2 separate regions of the Mus musculus genome follow, and region 1 is linked to region 2. The links are chromatin loops, found by intact Hi-C in ENCODE. Cell type or tissue: gastrocnemius. All regions are shown on one strand.

The links. Hi-C counts contacts between places; a loop is a spot of excess contacts. Peaks named below come from ENCODE experiments on the same cell type or tissue, not always from the same donor. Only the 100,000 strongest peaks of a DNase experiment are listed, where the experiment ranks them.
Region 1: a loop joins it to region 2, with 2.3 times the contacts of the local background. A loop is called at or near these places in 2 of 42 quality-filtered maps.

The regions. Positions count from the first base shown.
Region 1 is chr6:32,804,887-32,809,886 of GRCm38, forward strand. All of the region lies in intron 6 of Chchd3 (coiled-coil-helix-coiled-coil-helix domain containing 3), which reads right to left. Among named protein-coding and RNA genes, the nearest start is that of Gm32007, 150 kb to the left of the region's middle. In gastrocnemius, no CTCF peak of the experiment used is centred here; no DNase peak of the experiment used is centred here.
Region 2 is chr6:32,896,253-32,901,252 of GRCm38, forward strand. The region is part of intron 4 of Chchd3 (coiled-coil-helix-coiled-coil-helix domain containing 3); the gene reads right to left. Among named protein-coding and RNA genes, the nearest start is that of Chchd3, 160 kb to the right of the region's middle. In gastrocnemius, no CTCF peak of the experiment used is centred here; a DNase peak (open chromatin) is centred at 3,056.

The DNA of each region.
Region 1 (5,000 bases), 91 kb before region 2:
TTGTATTTACAACGCTCAGATTTTAGTAGAATTTCTCTCCATGAGAATGGCATGCCAAACATAAATGTTTCCACACAATTTATAATACACATTTGAAAATAATAAGTCAAATAAATTACACACAGAAAATATTCTTGTTTGTATGGCAGCAGAACTCAAGGTACAAAGACTAACCACAGAGAGAGGAAATATGCAAAACAATCATTAATATATGAATTTGTATATTTAAAAAAATTAGTTTGTTTAATAAAAAAATGCTTCCAATCTTATCAGTTCTGTCTCTGAAATTTAAATTTGGTATTTCCATATAGTCCTGAGGTAGCATTATTTTAAGTTTAATGGGTTCTAAAAACAAAAGCCTCAGAGAACATGGGGGAATATTTCCCATCAATAAGCAGACCCTTGGGTGACAGTTTGTCTCCTCATTACTTAACCCAACACGATAAACTAATATATATTTTGCTGGAGTGGAAATGCAAACCACATGACTGTCCCTGGGGCAATCTTCCCACTACCCCAGAAAGAAAGCAGACATACAGAGAAAAAGATTGATTCTACACAACACTGTTTCTACTTTTTCATTCATTATTTTACTTCTTTGTCTAATACCTGAGAGCAGAATTTAAATCCAATGCCAGGGGTTTCAATTCTTTTAAGCCTTTGACGCTCTGGATGTCTGTGGATTTTTCTGGACCTGAGCTTCCCTAATCCCCAATAAATGAACATCAGCTTCAAAAAGGAGTCAGCTATGCTTTCAGAAACACAGCCCCAGAAAACCACTGACCAACAGACGACAGCAAGACTCGTGTCTGGGTAAATGTTGAATAAAATATGATTAAGCATGAGTGCAGCTGAATGCAACAAATCCATGGCTGATACTGCTAATGATTCACACAGGAGAGCTGAGCTATTGAGCTTCTGTCCCAGTGCCGATAGCTGACCAAGTCTCTATCACATCTAGGTCTAGATAGAGGCAGAGGAAAGGTAGAGGGGAGACAAAAGCAGGCCTAAGCAGACCCAAGGTCTTCCTTTACTAGTAACATGCAGGCAGCATGCATGTATCTCTCTCTCTCTCTCTCTCTCTCTCTCTCTCTCTCTCTCACACACACACACACACATGCGCACGCTCGTGTGTACACACATGTATATGCACACACACATATGTGCATATATTTTTCTCAAGATTATTGGAATAGGAAACTCATTAATGCCTCTCCCTCTTTAGAAAGCAGCAGTGCAAGTCACACACAAGCACTGACCCTGAGCTAAGACCTCAGTCATAAAGGTTCAAGTCCTCAAGTTATTTATGGTTTGAAGTGTATCAAAATATACTTTTATCACCACAAATCAATACTAGTACTCGCTTTCAAGCCCTTGATTTCCTGTCTGGCAGTCTGTTCTCTCTGTGTGGCCATCATCTGAAATCCTTTTTGTATACATTTTAACCCATATTGATGACTAGATGCAGAGAGGGGGAAAGAACAGTGAATAATTGGGCCCCAGCTCCTCTGTAGACTCGGGTCCATTTCTCCTGGATTCATCTGAACGGTGCAGATCTGCCTTTGTATTGATCTGCAGGGCAAGTTACGATGGCCTAATGCACTGTTTTCACTCTGGAAGATGCTAAATGAGATTACTATCCAACATTAGAAGGCCATAAAGCACAAGCCCTGGCACCTTCCATTCAGGAAAAGGGCTTCAAAGACATCTCTCCAATATGCATTGTGAGCAGCCCTTCATATAATCATAGAATCAGCAATTGACTTTTATGACTGCTTTCATGCCTACTGAAGGAAAATGCCTCTATTAGGCAAAAATAAGAAAAGGCAGAATTCCAAGATATTTAGGTGAGAAAATGCTATCTTAGTTGAAAAGGACATTTAAACAATTGAATTTTACTGGATTTAAGAAAGATTGAATGAAAGGATGAATGACAAGATAAAGAGCAAGTTGAGCACAGAGCTGGAAAACACAGGACAGTGATAATGGAGACCATTATCCAAAACCAGTTGAGCCAGAAGGAACTGTTAGAACAAAGTCAACCTCTGAAAATAGACATTTATAAAAAACAATAACAAAACATTTTTTTTTTTTTGGCTTATGGAAATCATTGGGAACTTTTCACTGAATTCACCCGCTTTTTCTACTTCTTTTAATTTTTTTTCCTTGTTTGTTTGCTTTGAGAGAGGGTCTCTCAGGTTGTTCTGAAACTCACTTATGCAGACCATTCTGACAGACATCCAACTGCTTGTCTCTTGAGTGCTGGAATTAAAGTCATGAGCCACTATACCTGGCCATCTTGTTTACCCTTCAGTCCTTCCTTTCCCAAGCACAAGCTGCTCCTCAAGTGACCTCCAGCCCCATCCATAACCTTAGAGCATGGCCAAGGGGCTGGGGGCGGGACACAGCATAACCTTAGTGCATGGCCAAGGGGCTGGGGGCGGGACACAGCATAACCTTAGTGCATGGCCAAGGGGCTGGAGGCGGGACACAGCATAACCTTAGTGCATGGCCAAGGGGCTGGAGGCGGGACACAGCATAACCTTAGTGCATGGCCAAGGGGCTGGGGGCGGGACACAGCATAACCTTAGTGCATGGCCAAGGGGCTGGGGGCGGGACACAGCATAACCTTAGTGCATGGCCAAGGGGCTGGGGGCGGGACACAGGGCAGAGCCAGAGTCCCAAATATGAGACCCAAGAACAAAACCACAAGAGAACACTTTTTTTTTTTTTCTGTGACTTCAGGAGCTAGCAAGACTTCCCCTCCCTTTTTAGGTGATGCTTAATGGCAATATTAGAAAGCATTTAGGACAATATACTCACAATGTTTACTTATTACACTTACAACAAGCCCTTAATTGATCCCTTGGAAAAAAAAAGACCAGAAAGAGATACAGGCTGTTTCTAATTTTCCCAAGGCTTCCCACCACCTGGTGATGGACATGAAATATCACTACCAAGTCAGATTATTTCCTTAGGAGACTTTTGTGAAGGATGAATGAATTGGTCAAAGGGGGGGGGAAACACTGGGTGAAGCTGAGGCTTAAGCAGTTCTGAGAAGCCCCTCACACACAGTGACCCTCGGTTACCAGCTTGACGGCCATCTGTGGCCTCCCTGATGCCTCTCCCACTTTCATGTTTTACAATCTTCTTTGATGTGAGTCAGGACTTTACATTTCCACGCAATTACTTATCCATCTTTTTAGTTCTGCTAATATAAATGGCACATACAATATGGTAACTTCAGAGAAAGAACTATACGGAGATAGTTCAGAAGAAGTCATGTGGTGACAGCCAGCAGTCAGAATTCTCTCAGCTCTGGGGAACACAAAAGTCATTCATTGTGAGTGCAGATACAAAGAGGCTCCTTTCCTTGTGTGTTAACCAGAGGTACCCTATGAGAGCGCTACAGACATTGATGAAATACTACTGGGGATACGCAGGGAGAAAATATGAATTAATGAGATGCCTGATGCTAAAGAGAAAACTGTTTTCTTAATAGGATCCTACAACGCATCTTTCATGAGGTCAGACAATTCATGTAACATGGTTGTGGAACGAAACCTCTTATTCTTAAGGTACAGCCCAAAAGCTATCATTAAATTATACCAAACTGTTCTTTAGATGTTAGCCCAGTGGCCAGCAGGGCTGATTTTTTTTCAAAATGCAACCCTAAGTCCATGTCCACTGCCAATACTTAAATGATGTAAGTTACTATTGCTTACCACTCATAATAAAGTAACTATAAAATGCAATGCAAAGAAAGGATTTAAAATGCAGTCACTGTTTGCTAAACTGTCATTGTCCTTTACCTTACACGTTAGTGTCCTGATATTAATTTTCACAATAAAATGTAAACTATCTTTTCCTAATAGCGCAAGATCTGAAAAACAAACTTAATTTCAAGCATTTCTGGCTTGAACTGCTAACATCTTATTAATGATGCCTCTATTTGAGCTGTACTCAAATTTCCATCATTACATATTAGAGGCCAAATGCCGCTTACAGGTGCCTGCTTTGTTTTCCATTTGTTTTCACACACAGCTGTGATGTAATGTGCTAAAAACTAACAATGCAAGATGCCTTCACCACCACCTATCACCAGCACAAGGTTAACTTCTAGGCTGCTGTCTATCATCACAACACAAAAATAGCCAAGAGCCTCTGCCAGCATAAGGGAAGGGGCATGGATCCCAACAATACATGGTTTGGCACTTAACTTCAGTGGTTCTCAACTTTCCTAATGCTGTGACCCTTTAATACATAATTCCTCATGTTATGGTGATTCACCAACCATAAACTAATTTTTGTTGCTATGTCATAGCTGTAATTTTACTACGGTTATAAATCATAATGTAAATTATTGTGGAGACAAAGGTTTGCCAAGTGGGTTGAGACCCATATTTGAGAACTACTGACTTAGCTCAATGGAGCAGTCAATGTGACAGGCAGACCACCACTCATAATGAGTACACACAATTTTCCCAACAGAGTCAGCCTGGGTGTCGTAAGAGAAACAACCCAGAATAGATGTACACAGAAGAGAGACAGTATTTCACATCTGGGGATTTAGAGAATATTTTGGGGGGAAAAATGTATCTGACTAAGCAAAGTGTTGGTACTCATAATTCCAGCAGTTGGGAGGCTGGGGGTGGAAGGACTTGAGTTTGAGGTCAGCCAGGGCTATGGAGACTCTGTCTCAGAAACAAAAGACAACCCTGCACTGAAGAGTCTTTCTGGCTAATCAGTACTCATACAGTATCAGTGACTGGATAGTGCAACCAGTCCAAAGCGACTGAAAGTCTCAGGAGGAATGTGCACATCACATGCAAATACCAAGTCAGTTTACGTGAGACACTTGTTATCTGAGGACACTGGTATGTGTCTGCGTCTGGAACCAGTCCCCTAGGGACCCAGAGGAATAAAAGCCGACTTACATAGAATTCTGTTCTGTAAACCTAGGGTTTGAAAGTCCAGCATCTAGCTAATCTGCTGATTTA
Region 2 (5,000 bases):
CACAACTCTCCCCAACTGCACACACAATCGATATCTTGATATCCACTGGGGAGAATAACTAAGAAAGAAACATGGCCACAACACTTCAGTGGCACATCGCTTTCAAACAGTTAATGGGATGCTGGGAGGAAAAGTCACACGATATGAATCCTGAAACTTAAATAAGCTGAGAATACATTGGCTAAGCTAATGGCTATTGAGAATGGAAAGTCACACTTAGCTTAAGAGAAAGCAGTAAACTGACTGCAAAGAAATAAAAGTTCAGACACAGAGTCATTGTAAATGAACAAATATAAACAAAGAGGATTACAACATTATTTGCTGTTAAGGTAGGATCATTTCTTGAGGGAAAGATAAATATAAAGTCTTTCCCCATGAATGCTTGCTATTCCTATAAGAAATCTATACTATTAGCTCCCAGATTGTGCTAGGTGTGGTACAACATGATTGGGTTGAAAACATGACAGAATATGCTAACGTGGATCATTATGGAAATCTAGTCTCCCATAATCAAGAGAATCAAAGAAAATAAGGAAATCAAGTCTTATGAACCCCAAGCAAATGCTTTGATGTTTAACTCAGTGTTGGCCATTAAATATTAGCATGAACTCACCTCTTAATAGATTTGTCTCTTTTCAGACAAAGTTTGAAGATGCTTCACAACAAAAAAATACACTAAAGTAAATACAAGAGGATGCGGGGACATGGGGAAGACACACTATGCTGATAGGAACTTTACCTTTCCACGAATATTCTTTGGAAAATCCTCATGGCTCAAAGTTTTTGGCATTGCTGTGCCCTCTGGTTCAGGGATGGCACAAAATGATGGCACTAGGAACTCAGTGATGTCACAATGACTTAGTCACAGTATGGCCTTGTGAAAGTCTTTGAATGCCAGGGCTGGAATTGAAAACTCACTGCAGAAAGCAAAGCAGGTACCTGCTCAGTGTTCTTAAGATGATCCCCTAAGAGCAGACATCATAGAGCTAAGAAAAGGCAGCCTTCTTAAAGAGTTCTCAACAGGTACACCTAGCACTACATTTTCTTCTATTGTTAAGTCCTCGATCCTTCTGAAATACAGACATAATGAGCTGGGAGTCACAAGGACAGGGATAATATGTGCCAGGCAGGTCTATCTGTCCTCACAATTCATGTAAAAAGATAAGCAACTAAGAGCAGCAATGGAGTTATTCATTGTCAAAATTATGAACGAAGCATAATATGTATAATCTCAATAAAATTATAGGAGAAAAACAAATACCAAAGGGTATGGCTTAGCACACACTTCAAGACTGCACCAGAAGTTACAGAGGATCATCAGGGAATAACAGAAATGTGCCAGAGTAAACACTGGAATCCTGTCAAAAATGGGAAATTACCCAGCATTCTCTGGGCCTCTGGTAAGAGGATTGAAGGCTAATGCCCACTATTAACCTGACTAGAGAGAACGGTACAAGAGACTAGCAAAGAACACCTCTCTGTTTCTACACATTCATTTACAGAGACGATTATGTGAGGAATGACCTGGCCTGAACATTCAGGGTCTAGGTGGAATAAGAGTTGAGAAAAAAGGGACACAACAGAGGCACAACTGTGATGGATTGAAATCACTGAAGTGTGAGCCAAAATATGTCTACCCTTTTTCAGGCTGTTCAGACAGCGATGTTCACTTCATACATTTCTACTTCTCTCCTCAGCTCAGTTTCCAGAGCATGGTACTTAACAAAATAAAAGTTATAATTTATGGGCATTTCTTTAGTGGTTTTTTGTTTTTGTTTTTGTTTGTTTGTTTTTTGAGACAGGGTTTCTCTGTGTAGCCCTGGCTGTCCTGGAACTCACTCAGCCCATGCTGGCCTCGAACTCAGAAATTCGCCTGCCTCTGCCTCCCAAGTGCTAGGATTAAAGGCGTGCACCCCCATGCCCGGCATTAGTGTTTTGTTTTTTTTAATTGGGAGGGGGATTAACCTATTCATCTCTCTTGTTTTTGGTTTAATTTTATATTCAAAACTTATTGTTATTACCACTTGGTTAAAAAAAAAACTTTCATAACATTTTACCGTGGTTCTTTTAATCTTTGTCTTCATTTGCATGTTTTTTTCCTCACACACCTTGCCTGTCCTTTAACTCTCAACTCTCTGGGGCAAGAATGAGGCAAGACATTTCTCCTCCTCTGTCTACATCCTTGACTCAACCAAAGTCAATACTTCCCACAAAAGCAGCATCCAGGATCCAGTGGCCACTACACTGAAAGGTATATACAAAGTCACGGCATATCATGTGGATCTGTTACTCAGGCTAAAGACAAAACAAGGTAGTGCCAATATCTTGCAATTAAGAATGAAAACAAATCTTCCTAATAGGAGCCCAAAGTTAAATGGACGCTTCTGCAAAGAATGTCATTCAGCCATGTCTTGATCACAGTAACACTGCACAATGGCTGGTAGGAGTGGGACTTTATTAGTGCACACACCGATTAATTACATACTAAATGTGAGATACAGCTTCCTTATTTGTAACACTTTATTTTTAGTTTATGTGTATGTATGCGTGCATGTGCACCTGTGTGCAAGTGTCAGGAGAGTGTTTGGTGCTCTGGAGCAGGAGCAACCGGTGATTGTTGGGTCACGTGACTTAAATGCTGGGATTCAAACTCCAGTCCTCTACAAGAGCACTATTAACTGTTGAGCCACCTCTCCAGCCCACAGTTGGGGTTCTTAGTAAATGAAAGTTGTCAAGTATTTGAAAGTAGGCTACAATATTATATAAAGAATCTCCCTTCAGTGTTAACATGCTATGTGCCTTCAACAGTGCCTACAGCTCAGGGATGGCAGCAATGGTATATCAGAACCTGTTTAAGCCAGTCTTGTATCAAGTCAGTGACTGACGACAGAGATCCTTACTTGGGACACTTCTGACATGTGGACCAAGTGACTCACTGCTCTGGAAGCTATCCTGAGCATCACAGTATATGCAGCAGCATCTCTGACTCTGACCTACATAGCCCAAAAGGATCATGGCCAAATTTCTCTCCAGCCATGGCCGAATGTCCCCTGTTGAGAACGGCTGTTCTACAGATTGGTAGTTGCTTGAGCTCAATGATCAGCAGCTCTTTCCCCCTGGGGAACCATTTCAGCAAAGAACAGCAAATCGGGACATCACTGATTTCACAAAATGGGTTCTATGAATAACACTGTTCCTGCCTGCTAGTAAGTATCCATATGTATTGGAAAATTGAACAGAGAACTAGCTGTACCATAACCTCACAGCAGGGCTGACCTGCAAAGACAGTGCACAGAATTGTTGAGAATGGCCACATATGTGGGATGGAATGAATCCTATCCCAGTCAGAGAGCAAGCTAGACATTTTGATCCATTATGTCTAAGCTAGAAGAATTAAAGAGATACATAAGCACACTCCTGTGATTCCATGTAAAACAAGACTCCAAGCCTCCATCACATATAAGATTCTAAAGCCTGTGACCTCATGTTTGATTCGGGTAGGACTGATATTTGGCCGACATATGTTGGAACTGGTTTAAGCTTGTTCTGTTTGGGCAGTGTTGTCTATGCCAGGCTCCCTGATAAAAATTTTACAAGTCACACTTGAGAACAAAGCATAGTGTGCTTCCACCAAAACTTGCAAATTTCATGTTACAGAGTAGTAAGAAATCTCCACATGGAGCTCAAAGAACAGCCTCAAGAGTCCAGGCTGTACAGTTAGAGGTTTGTTCTCAACACCCACTTAAAACAAGAAAACGACTGCAGTTCCCAGTGTCTAAGAAAGACCAGATAAACGCTGAATCAAAATGGACTCAGCTGGCCGGGCATGGTGGCACACGCCTTTAATCCCAGCACTTGGGAGGCAGAGGCAGGTGAATCTCTGAGCTGGAGGCCAGCCTGGTCTACAGAGGGAGTTTCAGGACGGCCAGGGATACACAGAGAAACCCTGTCTCGAACCCCCCATACCCCCCCAAAAAAAAGGACTCATCTGAGCAGTGATGCCACACACCTTTAATCTCAGCACTTGTGAGACAGAGGCAAGTGGATCTTCTGAGCTCGAGACCAGCCTGGTCTACAGAGTGAGTTCTGAGACAGCCAGGGCTACAGAGAAACCCTGTCTCAAAAAACTAAACCAAACCAGAATAAACCAAAACAACAACAACAGTAAAAAGAAAAAAACAAAAACCAAGAGTTGAAATTGACTGCTAGCGCTTCAGGACTTGCGCTTATTCTCTAGCTCTTGCTACTACATGCTTATGAAAGTCATGGGTGGAAAATGAACACATAACATGTCTAAAAGACCACAGTGAACCAAATTCAGAAGCTAAAGGCAGGAACCGAGAGTTCTAGCTTAGTAACAACCCCCCTCCCCCCAATCTCTTGCAGAGTAATTAATGCAACACTAAAAAACTTGAAAGATGTACATTAGCTGAAAGAGGACAGCACAGTAAAGGACAGAGTAAAGAAGCTAATACATAACTGTCCGGGCTTGCAGCAGTAAGGGACACTCATCACCACATGCAGCCACAGCAGAGATCCGTGCTATCACATTAACCGTTTCCAGCACATGGAAAAGCAGGCGGCTCTTAACTAAACTAGAGCTGAGGTGGCGCAGAGTGTGAAGAAGCCTCAAGCATCTGGTGCTGTGTGAATTAGGTGCAATTATACCGAAATGCATCTATTTCTTATTCCACGGTGAAGAATAAATGTCTATTCCCAGGCATTTGTTTATAATCTTGTTTTTCCACGAACATTACCAAGCTCAGATTCTCTGAAAGAGAAGAAAACTAAACTGTACTATCTGGGCCAAGGCATTCAGTGTGACTGATCTGACAAATAAATTGGACAACAACACAGAAACAATTACTATAAGACTACTGAATTCTTTTTCTCTGGATGAACTTGCATTTGTTCCATTTAAATTTAGATTTAATGTTCACACTATGGAGAACAATTGGCTAGTCAACTGTTCTTGCAATCTGTTTTAAAGATGAAGCTGG